Regions from separate parts of the Homo sapiens genome. Here region 2 is linked to region 1. A link is a contact called in ENCODE Hi-C or POLR2A ChIA-PET data. All regions are on one chromosome and are shown on one strand. Each heading gives the region's core, a stretch centred on a gene start or an enhancer-like site at or near the end of the contact. The rest is flanking DNA. Distances are from core to core; before and after follow the strand shown. Region 1 has its middle 88 kb from the start of C1orf21-DT. Region 2 overlaps C1orf21 (chromosome 1 open reading frame 21).

What was found. A loop is a pair of places that touch in the nucleus more often than their neighbours do. ChIA-PET counts read pairs that join two places held with the same protein, here RNA polymerase II (POLR2A). Pooled maps may share reads with other maps.
Region 2: a pooled map shows a loop between it and region 1 (3-fold over the local background). The contact joins two enhancer-like sites. A Hi-C loop is called at or near these places in 2 of 50 pooled maps. POLR2A ChIA-PET finds 5 or more read pairs at or near these places in 2 of 52 experiments (A673 and activated naive CD4-positive, alpha-beta T cell).

What each region holds. Positions count from the first base shown.
Region 1 is chr1:184,297,172-184,300,915 of GRCh38, reverse strand. No RefSeq gene overlaps it. Among named protein-coding and RNA genes, the nearest start is that of C1orf21-DT, 88 kb to the left of the region's middle. Within about 2 kb of position 2,280, at least 7 of the 41 ENCODE cell types and tissues checked have a DNase peak (open chromatin) inside an H3K27ac peak, as active enhancers do.
Region 2 is chr1:184,621,073-184,624,601 of GRCh38, reverse strand. C1orf21 (chromosome 1 open reading frame 21) reads right to left here. Exons shown (of 6, transcript NM_030806.4): 6 at 1-3,529. The region is part of intron 2 of LOC107985236 (a long non-coding RNA gene); the gene reads left to right. Among named protein-coding and RNA genes, the nearest start is that of EDEM3, 130 kb to the left of the region's middle. Within about 2 kb of position 1,921, at least 20 of the 41 ENCODE cell types and tissues checked have a DNase peak (open chromatin) inside an H3K27ac peak, as active enhancers do.

The DNA of each region.
Region 1 (3,744 bases), core at 1,031-3,530:
CACCATTTCTTCATGCGTTGTCTATGACTGCTTTTGTGTTACAAGGACTGAATTGAATATCAGCAACAGAGGCTGTATGGCTCACAAAACCTACAATATTTACACTCTGGCCTTTTACAGAAAAAGTTTGCCAATCCCTGCTAAAAAGTATTATTCCTCAGATGTCCTGCTTGATCAGTTTAAGTTCTGGGAGCAAGTCAACGCTAGCAAATTATTTTCTGCATTATTTTCATGCAGTTTTAAATACTGGGAGCATGAACTCAGTATGATAGACTCTTGAGTCACACTGAGAAATTTAAACAGGAAATAGCACTAAAGAGCAAAATAAGGCCGGGTGCAGCGGCTCACATCTGTAATCCCAGAACTCTGGGAGGCCGAGGCAGGTGGATCACCTGAGGTCAGGAGTTCAAGACCAGCTGGGCCAACAAGGTGAAACCCCTCTACTAAAAATACAAAAATCAGCTGGGCATGGTGGTGCATGCCTGTAAACCCAGCTACTTGGGAGGCTGAGGCAGGAGAATTGCTTGAACCCGGGAGGCCAAGATCATGCCACTGCACTCCAGCCTGGGCAACTGAACAACACTCCACCAAAAAAATAAAAAAGCAAAATATGAATATCTTCAGACAGTAACACGGTAATGTAATGTAATTATTACTCTTAAACAGCTCGAAACAATTTTCTTTTCTTGCACACATATAAGTTCACTTAGCTGCAACTTTTTTTTTAAAGAGTGCATTTTCCTCTTCATTTGTAAAGTCAAGCTTTTCATTTTTTCATTAACCAGTACTTCTCTGGGCTATGTAATATAGAGAAGGCTTAGAGGAAATGAAATTTACAAGCAGCAAGGAACGACAAATTCAGGCACAGATCACTGGTGATGGAGGGACTTTAGCAGATGCTCAGCTCTCTTCCTCTACACTGGGCTGGCAGAGTTTGTGGGGCAGGGTGAGCCAGCAGGGCGGTTATGCCAAAGAGCAGGATAACTTTCTGAGGCAATTCCTGCTTCTCAGGAGTAATCATATAAACTTTAGCAGAAAAATCAAAGAAACTGGAAAAGGAAGTGATGTGCAGGATCCAGTACTGTGCTGCTTTTCTCCTCAGTACCAGTGCTATTGAACAGATCCTGTTTCTGTCTATGATATCAATGAGGCTATGGCTCCAGCTCCCAACTGTGCACCTGTTTTACGTATGTAGACAGGTGGTGATGCCATTTACTCTACCATTGTTAAGACCGCATCAGTGTTTCTATGTGGAATATTGGCTTAGTGAATGCCACTTAGTCAACAGGATGGCTGGGTTGATGTGCATTTTTCTGAGATGAACCAGGAGCCATGAAAAATGCACTAACCCCATAGTGAAAGTGTCTGTGCTACTAGATAAAAACAAGGAAGAAAATACTTTCCCCTGACTCAGAGCCCTGTTGGACAAATGCCTTCCAAGATGTGAAAGAGACTGTAAAATAGTCCTGGGTCCAGGAATGAAGAGTAAAGAAATAATACTATCATTTCTTTGTAGAGAATCAGCTGCTTTACACATATGCCATTTTGTTTATTAATCCATCTGAAAATTCCCTGGGGATTTTGAGCTGGCTCTTTGCCTGCAGATGAGTCTGTAACTCTGTGACAATTAACTGTAATGACTTCGAGACAGACTCTTCTCAATCACCGCCCAGTACTGGGCTGCCAAAAGCCATCTGCACCTGGGTGGCTGAGTAACAGCACCCCCATTTAATTTGGCTTTTCATGTGGAATCTACTGTCCTCTGTCTTAGCCGGAGAGCCAAGACGACTCTAAATTCCCTTCTGTGATGTGGAGTGGTAGGAAAGGAAGGGGGAGTATGTGGGAAAATCTGAGGGGCTCCCTTCTTTAAGACCAAGACACAAAAAGCCCCTCTATTCCTGACCACCTGGGCTCACCAGGCTCATTATGTGAAAGCTTAAGGGTTGACCAGGCAGTCAGAGGAATGCAGAGCATCAGAGAAGAGAGTTCCTATGTGGCCAGTTCCTGGTGCCCCCAGAGAGAGAGGCAGGAGACCTCTGGTAATTTTCCAGGCATTCAGCATGCACTGCAGTGCCCTTCACACAAGCACAGTGGCCAGGGAGCCAGATGGGCTCTATTTCAGGCAAAGTCAGAAAAGGGACCAGAGTCTGGACTCACTTAGCTCCATAGTCTTGCTGCTGGCCCTCTGTCTTTTGACACTGGATTTACCTTTCATTAGTCCCCAAAGGGAGGGCACATCCCAGCTGGGGCCTCTGGAAGCTGTGGACTTGCTGATTTGCACCCTTCTTGTGCATATTTTTATGTGGGCTGGGAACACAGATGGCTCCATCCAAGTTGCTGAAAACCCAGCTGGTTATTGCTGCACTAGAACGACCTGAGTTTGGGGATCTGAGTTTTCCCTGCCAGAGCCTTGGGCAAGTTGGGAAACATATTTGTCTTTGAATTAGAGCACAGGCGGATGAGGTCCAAGATGCTGCATCCCCACCGTGTCCTGTGTGCTGTGGGAAATAAAAGAAAAGCAACATTAAGCACAGCACATTACACACAGCACCCCTGCTCCCTTACATCCTTTTTTTTTTTTTTGAATTAGGCAGGTTAAAAATTGATTATGAAACAATATTATCATCTTCCTTTTTCTCCCACTTTTAAAACCAAACTTGTTCTATCCAATTCTAAGTAATGCTGAAATAGACTTTCATAAACTAAATTCACAAATCATATCAATCCAACATTTATTGGGCACCTACTTTATCCCAGGAATTATGCTAGGTACTGGAAATTTTAAAAATGAGTAACACATGGTCTCTATGATCTCATAGTCTAACTAGGAGAGATATGTGTAAAAGAAGATAGGCGTGAAAAAATATGTAAATGTTGTAATAAAGGTAGATATAAGAGTGGTTGGGAATATGAAGAGGGATATTTCTTTTGGGGGAACAGCAAGACCCAGACCTAGAGTAGCAATACTTAAGGGAAAATAAGACTTCATCTGGGGCATGAGGTGGGAGGGAGGGAAACTACCTCCGTGAAATACGGAGGCCTGCGTAGGACACTGATGGCTGCTCTACTGTGTCTAGTCTCACCAGCCCTTCCTTCTTAACTCTGATTTATTCGGGGATCTACCTCTATTCACTTGATTCAGGGGAAGTTGACCCTATCCCCGGCTGAGGGGCAGATCCCAATTAGTCCAAGATAAACACGGCAGTCACATTCCTGTGATTGATGGATTTAGAAATGGGTACATGATCAAATGCTGGCCAATGAGACATGAAGTCTCTTGGTTATCCAGGAAAGCTTCCCCTCTAAGAAAACAACATGTGAAGAGATAGTTGCCTTTCTTCCCACAGATGTTATCCTGTTTACTGCAATTAAGGGGGGTTTTCAGCTGCAGAGAGACATAGTTTGACTGTAGGTTTAGGGTAGCCAGAGCAGGAGGCATCACTGGGAAGTAGCTGGAAGTATCTGGGGAAGGACCTTGAGTTCGTCAAAGTTTCCATCTCCCAAGGTAAGCAGATGGGGTTATTCCCACAGTCATGGCCATGGCACAGTGACAACAAAACTGAACATCTTGACTCAAGGTGACCTTGTGCTAGAAAACAGGGTAGCCAGGTGAGGTGATACAGCTCTTAAGGACAGGGGTGGCTCATTTTAGTAAAGATTCTGCTAAAACGACACCCTCTATGGAAACTCTGAAGCTGTGTACCAGTCTTTTCAATCATGTCCATATACCTGAGTTGTAATCAC
Region 2 (3,529 bases), core at 672-3,171, 320 kb before region 1:
GTCAGTGGTCCAGGCATTGCCTTTCCTCCATGCTTGGAGATCGGATTGTCCCAGACCCCCATGAAGGTCAAGACTTTTAACCTTAAAAAGATACAGTTTGTGATGAAACAACAAGACTTGGGAACCCAGGAAAGAAATCACAGCACTCGAAAGCCTGTTCTGGTTGCATCTGGTATCTAACTGCAGAAATACCAGGTTCCTTTTCCAGATGCTAGAAGGATTCCAAGGAGAGAAACGTGTGCCTAAATTCCCAAAGCCTTTTCCTCAGGGCACTGAAGTCCTACTGTTAGCCAGTGGCCTCCCCTGGTGTGTGTGCAGCTCAGATAGGGGAGGCCAAATAAAACACTCCCCATGAGGAAACCAAGCTGGTGAGAAGCCAGAGAGAGATTCTGGAAGGCAGATGCCCCCAGGGGTTGTTTTCACAGTGTTGCGAAGGGCATAGTCATAATAAAAAGAATTTGAAAAATACTTGAATGACATCTTTCCTTCTTTCAACATGGGCATTTATGTTGGATAGATGCATTCCACACTTAAGATCTATTATTTAGAACACGGGGGTAATAGATCTACTTCACAGGATTATCATGAGGATGACACAAAACAATTATAAAATGCCTAGCACAGTATCTGGCACAGAGTGAGTATAAATGACAAATATTAGCTCCTTTTTCCTCTTCTCCCAAGATTAGATTCCAGATAAGGTACAAGAGTCTCCTGAAAAACATGGCATAGCTTGTGAGTCCTAAGGTTTGTCCCAGAGGTATTCACTCATAAGCCTCATCTTTACCATAGTTTTTTGACCCCTTTCTAGAGACATACAAAAAGGTGACTGCCAAAGTCAAGGATACTATTCCCCCCTTGGAAAAATACATCCATTCATTGGCAAAAGGCAATTCATAGACCTCGTTCATGAAATTCCAAAAGGTTTATTGCAGGCACATGTGAGTGTGACAGCCGACTGCCTAACCCAGCCCCTCACAGGCACACTGGAGTCCAGGCATCCACCCATGACACCATGAGGCCAAAGTTCCTGCTTCGAGCCACCTTTTTATTATGCCCCTAAATACACATTCCCTCCCCACCAATCATGCCTTATTATTTTTTTTGGTTGGGGTTTTAAACAAGAAAAAGTCCAATCTCTGAGAGGTACGAAGACATAAAGCTCTGAGAATGCCTTCCAGCAGGGAAGTGTGGAAGGCAGATCTTATGTAAAATTATAGTGTGCAATCTAATATCCTTTTTCTTTAGGGGAGGCAGGAAGGAGAGAACTTTAGATACCAATTATTTTGCCTTTCATAAAGAACGTGTCAGAGTCCCGAAGTCTAAGATTCCAACTCAGTATTTTCTTGGATTAAGAATTTGAAAATATTTCTTCCTTTAAAACTCAACATGTTTAACAATGTTTCTTTTCTATGACTAGTAGAGATAGAACAATCTTAAATTCTTGCCCAGTGTCAAAGCAGGACTTGTAATCCACATGCCAACCTGCTTCACAGGCTATGAGGTAAAGTTTGTAAGAGGTATCATCTCTGTTTTTTAGCAGGCTTATGGAAGAGTCTTGCCCTAACAGAAAAACAGGGATGAGGCTGGGAAGAGGATAAAGTTATAGCAGGATAAAGTTATAAGAAGATAACAAAGCAGGATGACATCACATGGGACCAAGAAGGGGGCTGCATCATCCCTGGACCTGCTCCTGGGGGCTGTCGGATTGTGGGCGTGGCCGCTTTGGATGCCCAGGTGAGCCCTGACACAGAGGTGCTTCCTCACATTACAGTGAGGAGAGGATGGGGCCAGTACAAAGACTGAAGAACCAGCACTCCTCCTGGGTCCGTCTTTGCTAAGTTGAGTCATCCCAGCCCAGGCTCAGATGATGGGCACTGTGGACGGAGAGAGACCTGTCTTCCAGCAGGCTTCTGTGTGCGTGGCTGCTGCAGTTTCTGAGGGCTGACCCAGTTTTCTCATCTCTGGACTTTATACCTTCTTTGTCCCTAAATAGACCACAACACCACTCTGTGTTCTCTGCAAGCCTGGGGCTAGGAAGCATCGCTGAGGTAAAGGCCTTTTTTAAGGTTCTCTGCCAATAACAAACACGTCTTCAATTATGAGAGCAGTACTCCATGATCCTGAATCTCTGCCAACCAAAAGAAAGCTGTGCACACACTGCTGAACTTTTACAACTCTACAACTCAGAGGACATAAGGCATGTGTAAGCCAGCTGTAAATCTCGTTGACAGTCTTGCCCCACCCACTGGCCACTAGGCAGCTGGATTTCCAATTTCACCCCGGACACGGCCAGCCTATCAACCCTCTCTGCTTAATGCTCTCAGTTCATTTCTCATCATTTTTCTACCTCCACTCACCAGGCCACTTACCCTCCCTTCCTCCTTCCAGCTTCCTGAGCCCTACAGAGATAACAACTAGCAGAGTGCACCAGCACGTACATTGGATTATCCTTTTCATTGTGTCTGAGCCAATCTGCTTAATGTTCAGATACACGTGGGGAAAAAAAGGCAAAATATTTTTGTTTTAGATCCTTTCAGAAGGCACAAAAAAATAAAGTACAAACACGAATCACTTGACAATTTTATGATTAAAACCAACAAATGGAAAACAGACAGTGTTGGGTGTTGCTGACATAATCAAGCATTTCGTGCGGACCCACTCAACCACCCCATTTCTTGGATCTATTTCTGGATGTACCAAATGTGTCTGAAGATGAACTCACTTTCGCACATCAAAGATGTATCCAGTGTTAAACACCGGAGCCAGAACCCAGGTGAAAATCTGCTGGTTCAGGGCAACACCACTTCCGGCTTTATTAAACACTCAAAAGTCAGGTTCCCAAGAAACGCTTGGATCTATGCGCAAGTATAACATGTCAAAACTGTTAAATGTGACCATGAGAAAAATGACATGAGCATGTTTCATCTTTGGGTAGAGGGTGGTGGTTTTCTGGGAAGACACTGTCTGAGACACCGAGTAGAGAAGTCAAATGGAAGACGTTTAGCATGTGCTTAATTCTTGCTTGATAAGAACAAGAAATCCCGGAAAAGGTCACCCACAGAACGGTAAGCAAAGTCCCCAGTGAACAAGTTTGAGGTGGGGCTTAGCAGTTTGTTTACAGTTGTGGAAAACTGTTTTAGTCACTTGGCCAAAAACCATATGAGGGGAGGCAACCTGAAACCCTAGACTACTTGACTCTCCCTGCATTTTTCTGCTAGAAGCAGGATAAAAGGCCTAAAATTTTGGCTGCATCTCTATTTATGTAACAGCCACAGCTGCTCCCCAAAATAGCTGCTGTTGGCCAAAAGAATTACGGGATTTTGTTGCTAATATGTGAATCTATAGTCAATAGCACTCTGCTAAGTTTCCTTCCCTTCCCTTTTGCCGTCCCAGGTCTAAAAGGAGATAGGGAATCTCATTATTTGCACATCAATGGTGCCATCAGTTGGATGTGGATAGATTTTAAAATCGAGGCTCATCTTTTCGGCAAGAGCAAATTGACATAGAACATCTTAACTCTCCACCT